Regions from separate parts of the Homo sapiens genome. Here region 1 is linked to region 2. A link is a contact called in ENCODE Hi-C or POLR2A ChIA-PET data. All regions are on one chromosome and are shown on one strand. Each heading gives the region's core, a stretch centred on a gene start or an enhancer-like site at or near the end of the contact. The rest is flanking DNA. Distances are from core to core; before and after follow the strand shown. Region 1 overlaps MKI67 (marker of proliferation Ki-67). Region 2 has its middle 55 kb from the start of MKI67.

What was found. A loop is a pair of places that touch in the nucleus more often than their neighbours do. ChIA-PET counts read pairs that join two places held with the same protein, here RNA polymerase II (POLR2A). Pooled maps may share reads with other maps.
Region 1: a loop to region 2 is called in a pooled map, with 2.0 times the contacts of the local background. The contact joins two enhancer-like sites. A Hi-C loop is called at or near these places in 1 of 50 pooled maps. POLR2A ChIA-PET finds 5 or more read pairs at or near these places in 2 of 52 experiments (CD4-positive, alpha-beta memory T cell and activated CD8-positive, alpha-beta memory T cell).

The regions. Positions count from the first base shown.
Region 1 is chr10:128,092,866-128,098,597 of GRCh38, forward strand. It overlaps MKI67 (marker of proliferation Ki-67), which reads right to left. Exons shown (of 15, transcript NM_002417.5): 15 at 3,794-5,732. Among named protein-coding and RNA genes, the nearest start is that of MKI67, 31 kb to the right of the region's middle. Within about 2 kb of position 3,251, at least 3 of the 41 ENCODE cell types and tissues checked have a DNase peak (open chromatin) inside an H3K27ac peak, as active enhancers do.
Region 2 is chr10:128,178,279-128,183,820 of GRCh38, forward strand. No RefSeq gene overlaps it. Among named protein-coding and RNA genes, the nearest start is that of MKI67, 55 kb to the left of the region's middle. Within about 2 kb of position 2,718, at least 2 of the 41 ENCODE cell types and tissues checked have a DNase peak (open chromatin) inside an H3K27ac peak, as active enhancers do.

The sequences.
Region 1 (5,732 bases), core at 2,001-4,500, 85 kb before region 2:
AGTCCTGACTGCTCCTTTCCCAGAGTTCTAGGCCTCTCGAAGGCTGAGGCCACGCTGGGATAAGAGGAAGACGGCACCGCTTGGAGACCTTCTGAGAATGGGGGCCAGGCTACACAATCCACCCGAGTTTTCTTCTTTTGTCCTCACAACCCTACGAGGCAAGAAATTGCCATCTTCACTCTCCCAGCTAGGGAAACTGAGGCTCAGAAAGGCCAAGCAATGGGCCCAAGTCATGCAGCGAGCAAGGGACAGGGCTGGGATTGGAAGCCAGGCCTCTCAGCTTCCAACGTCCTGGGGCTGGGAGCCGGTGGGGGTTCCAGGGCCCGGGAAGACCCCAAAGCCCAAAGTGAAATGCACCCTCTGCTCATGACCCGTTATATTGCAAGGGCTGCTAATTTCAATGTGATATGTCCTAGGAGGCATATATGTTAAATCACTCATTTCTCTAGATCAGGGATATGCAAACCAAGGTCCTCAGTCAAAATGGGCCCACAGCCTGGTTTTTGTTGTTGTTGTTGTTTTCTTGCTTGTTTTGTTTTGTTTTGTTTTGCTTAAGATGGAATCTCACTCTGTCACCCAGGCTGGAGTACAGTGGGCTGGATCTCAGCTGACTGCACCCTCCGCCTCCCTGGTTCAAGCAATTCTCCTGCCTCAGTCTTCTGAGTAGCTGGGATTTCAGGGGCCCACCACCACACCTGGCTAATTTTTGTATTTTTAGTAGAAACTGGGTTTCGCCATGTTGACCAGGCTGGTCTCGAACTCCTGGCCTCAAGTGATCCACCCGCCTCAGCCTCCCAAAGTGCTGGGATTACAGGCGTGAGCCACCGTGCCCAGCCCCACAGCCTGTTTTTATTAGCCATTTTTTGGACATGCCTGTTTGCTTGCGTGTTGCCTACAGCCGCTTCTGTTCTTTAACAGCAGAGGTGAGTCAGCATAACAGACAGTATGGCCCACGAAGCCGCCATATTTACTGCCTGGTCCTTGACAGAAAAAGTTTGCTAATTGCTGACCTGGATTAAAATCCACAGAACCTTTTCTATGCAGGGATGTGCTTCCCTATGTCCTGGCCATGCCTGGTCCCAGCACCACCTGTTTTAGCCAGACCTGTGTCTGGGCCAAGCTCAGCAAAGTTCTGCGATCTGATGTCATTTAAAGACACTGTTGACTGGGCATGGTGGCTCACGCCTGTAATCTCAACACTTTGGGAGGCCAAGGTGGCTGGATCACCTGAGGTCTGGAGTTTGAGACCAGCCTGGCCAACATGGTGAAACCCTGTCTCTCCTAAAAAAAAAATTACAAATATTAGCCAGGTATGTGTGGTGCATGCCTGTAATCCCAGCTCCTCAGAGGCTGAGGCAGGAGAATCTCTTGAACCTTGAAGGCAGAGGTTGCAGTGAGCCAAGATTGTGCCACTACACTCCAACCTGTGCAACAGAGTGAGACCGTCTCAAAAAAAAAAAAATAAAAGACAGTGTTAATATGGTATCAGATTGTGGCTGCCACATCACACATATTCTTTTCTCCTGCAGAGGCCATATTCAGTTTGGATAACCCTGAAATTTGGTTACTCGACTCTTAGTTAAATAATGTTTCTTTGCATTGTTGGTGGTTTGGGTAGTTTTCAATACGTGGGCTCGATGAAGACATAGACATATTATTCAGGATTTTTATTTTTCTTTTTTGAGACAGGGTCTTGCTCTGTTGACCAAGCTGGAGTGCAGTGATACAATCATAGCTCACTGCAGCCTTGAACTCCTGAGCTCAAGCAGTCCTCCCACATCAGCCTCCCAAGTAGCTGGGACTACAGGTATGTGCCACAATGCCCGCTAATTTTTTCTTTTCTTTTTTCTTTTTTTTTTTTTTTTGTAGAGATGGGGTCTCGCTATGTTGCCCAGGCTGATCTTGAACTCCTGGCCTCAAGCGATCCTCCAGCCTTGGCCTCCCAATGTGCTGGGATTACAGGTGTGAGCCACTGCCCCTGGTTATTCAGGCCTGTTACGTTCCAGATTCTTCCTTCACTTCCATAGAGAAATCCCTAGTGATAAAGAATTTATGAGCCAAGGGAAATATCTTGGAGTTTTAGGCATCTAATAAATATATTCATCTTCTGATGATGATGATAATTAGCATGTATTGATGCTTACCAAGCTCTGGGTAAAATGCTAAGTGTTTTACACATATTGTCTCATTTAATCTTCTCAACAATGCTATGTGCTCAGGTACTGAACAGCCTCATTTTACAGATGGGAAACTAGCAAAGTTGAAAGACTGTCCACGTTCACACAGCAGCAAATTAGACAAGCTGGAATTTGCACCTGTGCATTTGACTCCGAAGTCTGAACTCTCTCTAGGAATTTACACTCTGCAAGGGTGTGGAACACATACCAGACATCACATAAACTTTACAAATGATAAAGGAGCACCTGCCCTAACCCCAAGCAGACAGACAACAAGGGCCAGGATGGATTTTAGAACACTCTGACCTGTGAGAGAGGCGGACAGGCCTGCACCAGCTGTATTTCTGTAGTGACATACACAGGTGTATCACGCAGGGAGCCTGTCCAGTCACGGAGCCCTGGGACTGTACCATCAACACAGTTTTTGTTTGTTTGTTCTTCAGGTGACATCGAGAGCTCCCCCTGGGAGGTGGGGTTGGGGATGCTCCTTAGGAACCTCACTGGAAAGATGAGTCAAGCAGGTATCCAAGTCCAATTACCCGGCTCAGGGCTTGACATCACAGATGTGGGACTTGCCTGAGATGGGGCTGATGAGCAGGAAGCTGATTGGGGCCCTTGCAGGGCAACACACAACAAACCAATCAAACCTCCTTCCTGAAATCACTGTGCGCGCTGTGGGGGTGGCAGCGGGGGAGGGGGGGCGTGGCTTCCTGCCAATACATCATGGGTATTATTTGTTCCCTCATGAAGAGCAATAGCAATGAAATCCACATTTCCAAATTATGGAGTGCTGTGTGCCTACGTGGCACTCAATGCCAGTAATACCAGGATGGGGGTTTGGTGACTGTGTCCTGGAGATGCCTTGGGGGTCTGGGAGCACCTGGACAGCACAGAAATCAGTTTCTCCAGCTGTAACCAGAGTGCCAGGAGATTCCTGCAGTTCATCTAGAGGACTTTTCCAGGAAACCCAGCAAACAGTAGGATCTCAGCCACACGAAATCATTTAGTTAAGTAGCTACAGTTTACTTTATGGAGTCGCCGTTTGCCATGTTAATTCTTGATGACAGCCCAGGATGTGGGCTGCAGACTGAACCCACTTCCTTCACCAGACTGACCACCGAGCACGGCTCTCCCTCCCTCCTCAGCCTCTCAAGATGGTAGATGCACCCACCTGCAAACTTTTCTCTCCGACAGAAAGGCCTCTTCTTCAGGACTAACTGACCTACCGCAGGCTACTGCCCCTGGAACTTGCCAGCAAATTCACTCCCGGGATCCATGTCAAATCAGGGTTGCCAGAGGAAAGTCAGGGCATGTATTTTCATCTGCTGACTTGGGGCAGCCCTGGGTCAAATCCCCATCCCTCAACTCAGCACCTCTGTTGCAACAAAGCAGGCACAGCTGCGGTTGCAGGTAGTTCTCGAGATACAGCAGGCCATTCCTGCAGGACTAAAAGCAGCTGCGATGACTTATTGGCCAAGAGAGAAAATGACCATCCAGCCAAGTCCTTGTAGAAATGAAAATGGAACGTAATGAACCAGTCTCTCTTACACTGGCCTGTCTGCCCCACCCACACTTAGTTTCTTTCCCCACTCTCCCTATAATAAAAATACCATGGGTTTTAAGACCATTTCATCACATACTTTATTGGACATCTCCTGTGGCTGGTCACTGGGATAGAGTAACCAGGAAATGCAGTCGGCCCTCATGAATGAACAAAACTTACAACCCCAGGAGGGGAGCCAGAAACTCAATTAGTGGCTTAGTTTCCACAACACTACGTGCTACAAAGAGGTACAGAACAATTCCAGGCAAACTAAGAACCTGCCCCAGCCTGGAGGACAGGCATGGGGGTGAGGGAACCCACAGGCAAGAAGCCTCCCTTAAGCTGAGCTCAGGACTGGATGAAATGATCTTGGTGGGGCAGGAGGGAAAGTTCCAGGCAGGGAAAACAGCAGGGAGTGTGTGGTGGTTGGAGGTGCCTGCCTAAGGGAGGCAGGAGATGGTAGGTACAGAGTTAGTGTAAGAAAGCCCAAGAGAGGCTGGGGGACCAGATCCCACAGGCCCTGGGAGGCGAAAAAGTAAAAACAGCTTGTATTTAATGGGAATGTCCTATTACATGGAAATTCACTTGGAAACTGAAGCTCAGAGAAGTTACCATACCATGGTGGAAATGGGTGGGTATTTGTTCTCAAATCCAGTCAGCCTAGGGGAATGGGCAGTATTTGTCAGATCTCTCCCTCCCCCAGTACCAAGGAGGGTTGTGTAGAAGTGGTGTTCATCTATTAAACACGGGGGTAGCCCTTAAATGAACATTTTTAACCCATCATCAACAGCCCTGTAAAATGAAAACCACCCTTAGCGTGCTCTTGAAATACTGTACTTACCAGGGTGAGAAAAGGTGCTGACATACTTCAGCAAGATTTCTGGTTAGAGCTGAACTCTAAAGGATTTTTCTACTAAACAGAATATTCCACTCCACAGGCATATGGCTGGATGAAATTTTTCTATGTGAGGTTCATAATTACTACTAAGTCTAAAGTGTTAGAACAACTTGATCATAGCAACATTCCTACTGAAAGTTTTGAGGTTGGCCTACGTAGAAGGAAGCATTTATGCCTCACACCTTCCAAAGTGCCTCTGCTAAGAGCCACTCTTCCTTGAACACCCTCCCCTGTTCTGCCCTGGTGCAATCCCTGTACCCTTTGCAGCCCTGTGAAGCCCTCAGATGTCCCCTCCCTGCCCCTTTCTATTCCCTCCCTCAAGCAGAATGTCATTCTCCCTTACGATCATGGATGACGCTGTGAGAACCCTATCATGGCAGCCAATATAGTACAAGTCAGTACCGCTGATTTCTGCATTCATTCAGCAAGTATTTATGATGTCACCTGGCTCCCCGCCAGACACTGGGGAAACAAACGTGGAGACAGGGCACTGCCCGCACAGGGCACATTTTGGGGGACAGCTACCCTGTCTGGTGCACCATCCTCACCTGCACCTGGCAAGGTGGGTGAATGGGGAGGAATCCAGACAGGTGACCTGGGGGATGGCGGGCTATTCTCTGATTTGGGGAACACAGAGAGGACAGGGGGCAAAGTGGAAAGTAAATGAAGATGAACGAGTTATATCTACAAGTCTGAAGCTGGAGAAAGATGTCTGGGCTTCAAAGGAGATTTCGGAGGCAGCGGCTCACAAGGAAGCGATCCTGAAATCGTGGCTGAAGGTGCTGAGTGCTCAGTCTCTCCAAGGATGATGATGCTTTACAGAGTACTGGTGTCACTTCCTGTACTGGGTGGCATCGGGCTGCCAGATAGAGTCAGAAAGAAAACAGGCGGGAGCAGAGCCAGTAAACTTCCGAAGCTTTCAATGACAGGAAAGCTGGAGATTAGGAGCCAGTTTGAGGTCGTGATGGCCCACAGCCTGGGACCCTGAGATTCCGCGGGTGGAGAATGTCTCAGGTGAGAGCAACCCTAGTTAGAAAAGTATTCCCAAGAGACCAAGGCAAGCCACGAGTCACTCCTTACAGAAAGTCACTCTTGGTCCCTAAAGATGTGCTCA
Region 2 (5,542 bases), core at 1,468-3,967:
GCCAGCCTTGGTTGACATTTGATTGTCATGTTTAGTCCGTTTAGCTACCCTCACTGGGGGCACCTTGTAAAAGTCTAAGGACAAAAGTTCACGTCAAATGTGTCCTAAGGACCAATTAGCAAAACTGAAAGGGCTGAAAACTCCTACTTGAACATGATTGACACTGAAAGTACCTAAGCTAAGTTGCAGCAGGGGACCTACCCCACCAGAGCCCACTGGTTTTAGGTCAGCACAGTCGGGCGATGTGCTTTCTGGCCAGCAGGGAGAGCCCCAGAGTCCTGGAGAGCTAGACAAGCAGCCTTGTCTTACAGCGAAAAGGGTGCTCAAGAAACCTTATCTCCTGAAAAGGCAGCTTTTGGAACCTGAATGGCTATTCACATCACACATTAAATGCTATTCAGAAAATAAGGTAAAATCAGGCCATCAGAACTTTGAACAAATGTTTGTGTCCGTTTTATTACTGAAAAATTGCATCAGATGAGAGTATTTTTTCCCTCAAATGGCCTAAGTGATAGCTTAGAAGAGCTTCATTTCACGTCTTTTAATTTTGAATTATTCTCTTATCTGTAATAAAGCACCAATCAAGCACAGAATTAGTATTCTGGAAGAAAGGGCTTAATGAGCTAAAACATTTCTATCTGGGGTAGGGAGAGCATCTTATCTTGCTTAAGTGTTTCAGAAGGAATTTGTAGGGAAAGAGGCAGAATATTTGGTACGACTAAATGGAAAAAAATATGTTGGTGTCTTCTCTTTTCCCATATGTGCCATATACCAGTTCACACGGCAACACCTCACTGTACGGTAAGTTCGACATAAAGCACTTAGTACAAAACTTGGGCTCTTCCTTTCAGTTCTGCTAGATTCTTTTATTAATGAGAGTGAGGCAAAAACACAGCCTCCTTTCTCCAGTTACATTTCTGGCATCAGATGCTCCGTCATACATCATCATCTGCAGCAAGTGACTTTGGAAATAGCTGACTATTAGCAACTTAATTGCCCTTGAATATACAATGCACACTTGTGCAGACGATTCGTGAAGACGACTGCCAACAGACAGTGAAATTAGAAAAAATGGCCTCTTGGGTTACGACCGTATCGAAGTTTTAAAGAAGGAGTAAAAGAAGATGTGGCTATAAATGGAAGTTTTAGCAGAGTTTAATAAGTGTCTGCCACTCCATTTTAGGCACCGACTAGGATTTTTGCTATGGGTTAAAGGCCAGTTGATGTCTAATGTATGAATAAACAGGTAATGAGTATCATCCAAACATCTATTAGTTCACTGACCTTTTGGATTATAGATGTAAGAAAGATCTTTAAAATACGCATTTGATAGTAATGGCTTCATAATAAAGTTTTTTTTTCTTTTTCTTTTCTTTTTTTTTTTTTTGAGACAGAGTCTCACTCTTGTTGCCCAGGCTGGAGTGCAGTGGTGCGATCTCGGCTCACTGCAACCTCTGCCTCCTGGGTTCAAGCAATTCTCCTGCCTCAGCCTCCCAAGTAGCTGGGATTACAGGCATGTGCCACCATGACTGGCTAATTTTTTGTATTTTTAGTAGAGACGGGGGTTTCACTATGTTGGCCAGACTGGCCTTGAACTCCTGACCTCAAGGGATCCACCTGCCTCGGCCCCTCAAGGTGCTGGGATTACAGGCGTGAGCCACGGTGCCTGGCCATAATAAAGTATATTCATTATGTGTATTTTATAAGGCTCTGATAATTTTACCTGGGATTAAATAAATGTCAGTACCTACATCAAGACTTCAATTATAGGGCTTTTGAAACCATCAAGTATTCAGAACAACGAAAATCAGGAATTTGAACAGCCAGATATGTGGGGTTCCGTTTATACCCATAGTTGCTTAATAGATATCTTGTTTTTCCTGGCAGTATCTCTAGGGATGAGCGAATGGCAAAATTTACATTTGGGCAAACTACAAAAAGACAGAGTTAACTTAGAAGGCTGATTGTTATGAGGATTTTTATATATGACGGTATGATGTTAAACGGGTTAATGAGATTGATGTTGTATCCAGGCCTTTGTTTTTTTTTTAAGACAGAGTCTCACTCTGTTGCCCAGGCTGGAGAGCAATGGTGCAATCTCAGCCCACTGCAACCTCCACTTCCCAGGTTCAAGCGATTCTCCTGCTTCAGCCTCCCGAGTAGCTGGGATGAGTGGTGTGTGCCACCACACCCAGCTATTTTTTTTTTTTTTTGTATTTTTACTAGAGATGGGGGTTTCACCATGTTGGCCAGGCTGGTCTCAAATTCATGACCTCAAATGATCCACCTGGCTTGGCCTCCCAAAATGCTAGGATTACAGGCATGAGTCACTGCATCCAGCCTGATGTTGTATCCAGGTTTTTAAATACTATTGGTCTTGGATTGTTATGGATGCTAACATAAGAAAATATTTTGAATTCTGATACACATCAAAGAGCACAGAAAATAATAGTGAAAAGGAAGTTTGTTGAGGAGGGAAGCAATTGAGCTGGAGACGGTTCCAACAGTTGAGTCTATCATTCATTTTGTAGAAAGCAGTTCTCGTTATACTTCAATTAAAATGCTTTCCAAATGAACATACAATAAAATTGACTTTGTGTGTGTGTGTTTAGTTCTACGAGTTTGAAAACATGTATAGGTTCATGTAACCACCCCCACAATCAGGATTCAAAGTAAACTCATTACTCAAAAACCTGTTTCCTGCCATCTGCCCTTCCTTTGTGGTCAAACCCTCCTCGCCTCTTTACCCCGTGATGCTCCTTGTCACTACAGCTTTATGTTTTGGAGAATGACAAGTAAATTGAACGAAGCAGTGTGTAACATCTTTAAGACCGGCTTCACTCAGCACAGTGTCTCTGAGATTCATCTTAGATGCTGCGTACGTACACCAGTCAGTTCTTCCTTTTTATTTCTGGCTAGTCATTCGTTGTCAAGGTATGTTCAGTTTGTCATCCATTCATTAGTTGAAGGACTTTTGGGTTGTTTGCAGTTTTTGGTGTTTATAAATATAGCTGTTATAAACATTCATATACTGATTTTTGTGTGAACACACATTTATATTTCTCTAAGGCAAGTACCTAGGGGTGGAATGGCTGGATTGTATGTGTAGCTTAAGTGTATGTGTAAGTCTGTAAGAGACTTCCAAACTGGTTTCCATTGTGGCTGTACTATTTTGCATTCCCAGCAACAAGAAACAAGAGTTCCAGTTGCTCTGCATGCTGGTCAGTACTCAGTTCTATCAGTAGCTTTTTATCTCAGCCATTCTAATAGACGTGTAATGCTATCTCTTCAGGTTTTCATTTGCCTTTCCCTGATGGCTAACGGTGTGGAACGTCTTTTCACATGCTTATTGACCATTCACATTTGCTCTTTAGTAAAGTATCCATTAAAGCTCCTGCCCATTTTTTAATCAAGCTATTTTCTGACTGTTGTGGCTTCTTTATACATTCTCGATCCAAGTCCTTGTTGGATATGTGACTTGTAAATACTTTCTCCCAGTCTGTAATTTGTGTTTCCATTCTCTTAAAAGTGTCTTTCACAGATCAATAGTTTTAAATTTTGATGAAGTCCAATCTTTCAATGTTTTAAAAAATTTATGGATTGAGCTCTGGGTACTATGTCTAAGAGCTCTTTGCCTAACCCTGGGTTATCAAGATTTTCTCCTATGTTTTATCCTAAACGTCTCATAGCTATATGTTTTACATTTAGCTCTATGTTCTATTTTGAGTTATTGTTTGGATAAGATGTGATGTTTCAGAAAATGTTCATTTTATTTTTTTGGGCTTTGGCTGTCCAATATAATTTGTTTCTACACCATTTGTTGAAAAACCCATCCTTCTGCCATTGAATTGCTGTTGCACTTTTGTCAAAAATCAATTAGTCATATTTATGTGGGTCTGTTTTTGGACTTGATATTGTTCTGTGGATCTCTTTACCAATACCATACTATATTGATTACTATCATTGTATAATACATCTTAAAGTTGAGTAGTGTGTTTCCTTTGATTTTATCCATTTTCAACACGGTTTTTCTACTCTAATTTCTTTGTCTTTCCACAGATATTTTAGAATTTGTTTTTATATATCTTTAAAAATTCTGCTAAAATATTGATTGAAATTGTATTAAATTTAGAGATGATTTTGGGGAGAACTGACATCTTTACTATGCTGACTCTCCCAATTCGTGAACATATTAAGTCTCTCCACTTATCTATGTCTTTCATTTCTTTCATGAGCATTTTCTATTTTTCAGATTCTGTACAGGTTCATGTACAGATTCTGTATGTGTTTTGTTAGATATATTCCTAAATATTTCATTTTGTGGGAAGCTATTCTAAATGTTTATTTTTAAATTTTGATTTTAAATTGCACATGGCTACTATGTGGAAATACAACTGGTGTGTGTATGTGTGTAATCCTTAGGATTTTCTAGTAGACATTCATGTTGCCTGTGAATAGGTACATTTTTATTTCTTCCATCCTAATATGTATCCCTATTGCGTTAGTCTTCTTGGTCTACTATACAAAATACCACAGAATGGGTGGCTTAAACAACAGAAATTAATTTTCTCATGGTTCTAAGGGCTGGGAAGTTCAAGATCAAGGACATATTGCTGGATTTGATTTGATAATATTTTGTTGAGGATTTTTACATTGCTAGTCATGAGGAATATGAGTTTGTAGGGTTTTTTTTTGCTTGTATTGTCTTTGTCTGGTTTAGTTATCAGGATAATAATGGCCTCATCAAAATATATTGAGATGTGTTCCCTCTTCTATTTTCTGAAAGAGATCATGTGGAATTGGTGTTATTTCTTTTTTAAAATGTTTGGTAGAAGCCATCAGTGAAATTATCTGGGAATGGAGGTTTCTTTTGTGTAAAGTTTTAAACTATAAATTTAATTTTTTTTAATGTTATAGGACTATTCAGGCTATCTAGTTCATCTTGGGTGAATTTTGGCAATTGGTTTTCAAGAATTCATTTATTTCATCTAAGTTGTTGAATTTATGTGAGTAGAATCATTCTTGGTATTCCTTTATTAACCTTTTAATGTCTGGCAGGGCTGCCTATCACTATATGTTCTTTTTCATTCCTCATATTGATAATTTGAGTCTTTTCTCTTGTCAGTCTTGCTTGAAGATTATAAATTGTATTGATATTTTAAAAGAAACAACTTTTTGCTTCATTGACTTTTCCCTATTATTTTTCTGTTTTCAGTTTCACTCGTTTCTATTCTTACATATATTATTTCCATCCTTATGCTTTCTTTAGTTTTATTTAGCTCTTCTTTTTTTTTCTCATTTCCTAAAGTGGAAACTGAGACTATTGCTCTGAGACGTTTCAAATTTTCTAATATAAGCTGAAATGATCTGGCTTTGTGTCCTCACCCAAATCTCTTCTCAAATTGTAATCCCCTTGTGTCAAGGGAGGGACCTAGTGGGAGGTGACTGGATCATGGGGGCACTTTCCCTCATGCTGTTACCTTGATAATGAATGAGTTCTCACGAGATCTGATGGTTTTATAAGTGTTTGGCAGTTCCTCAT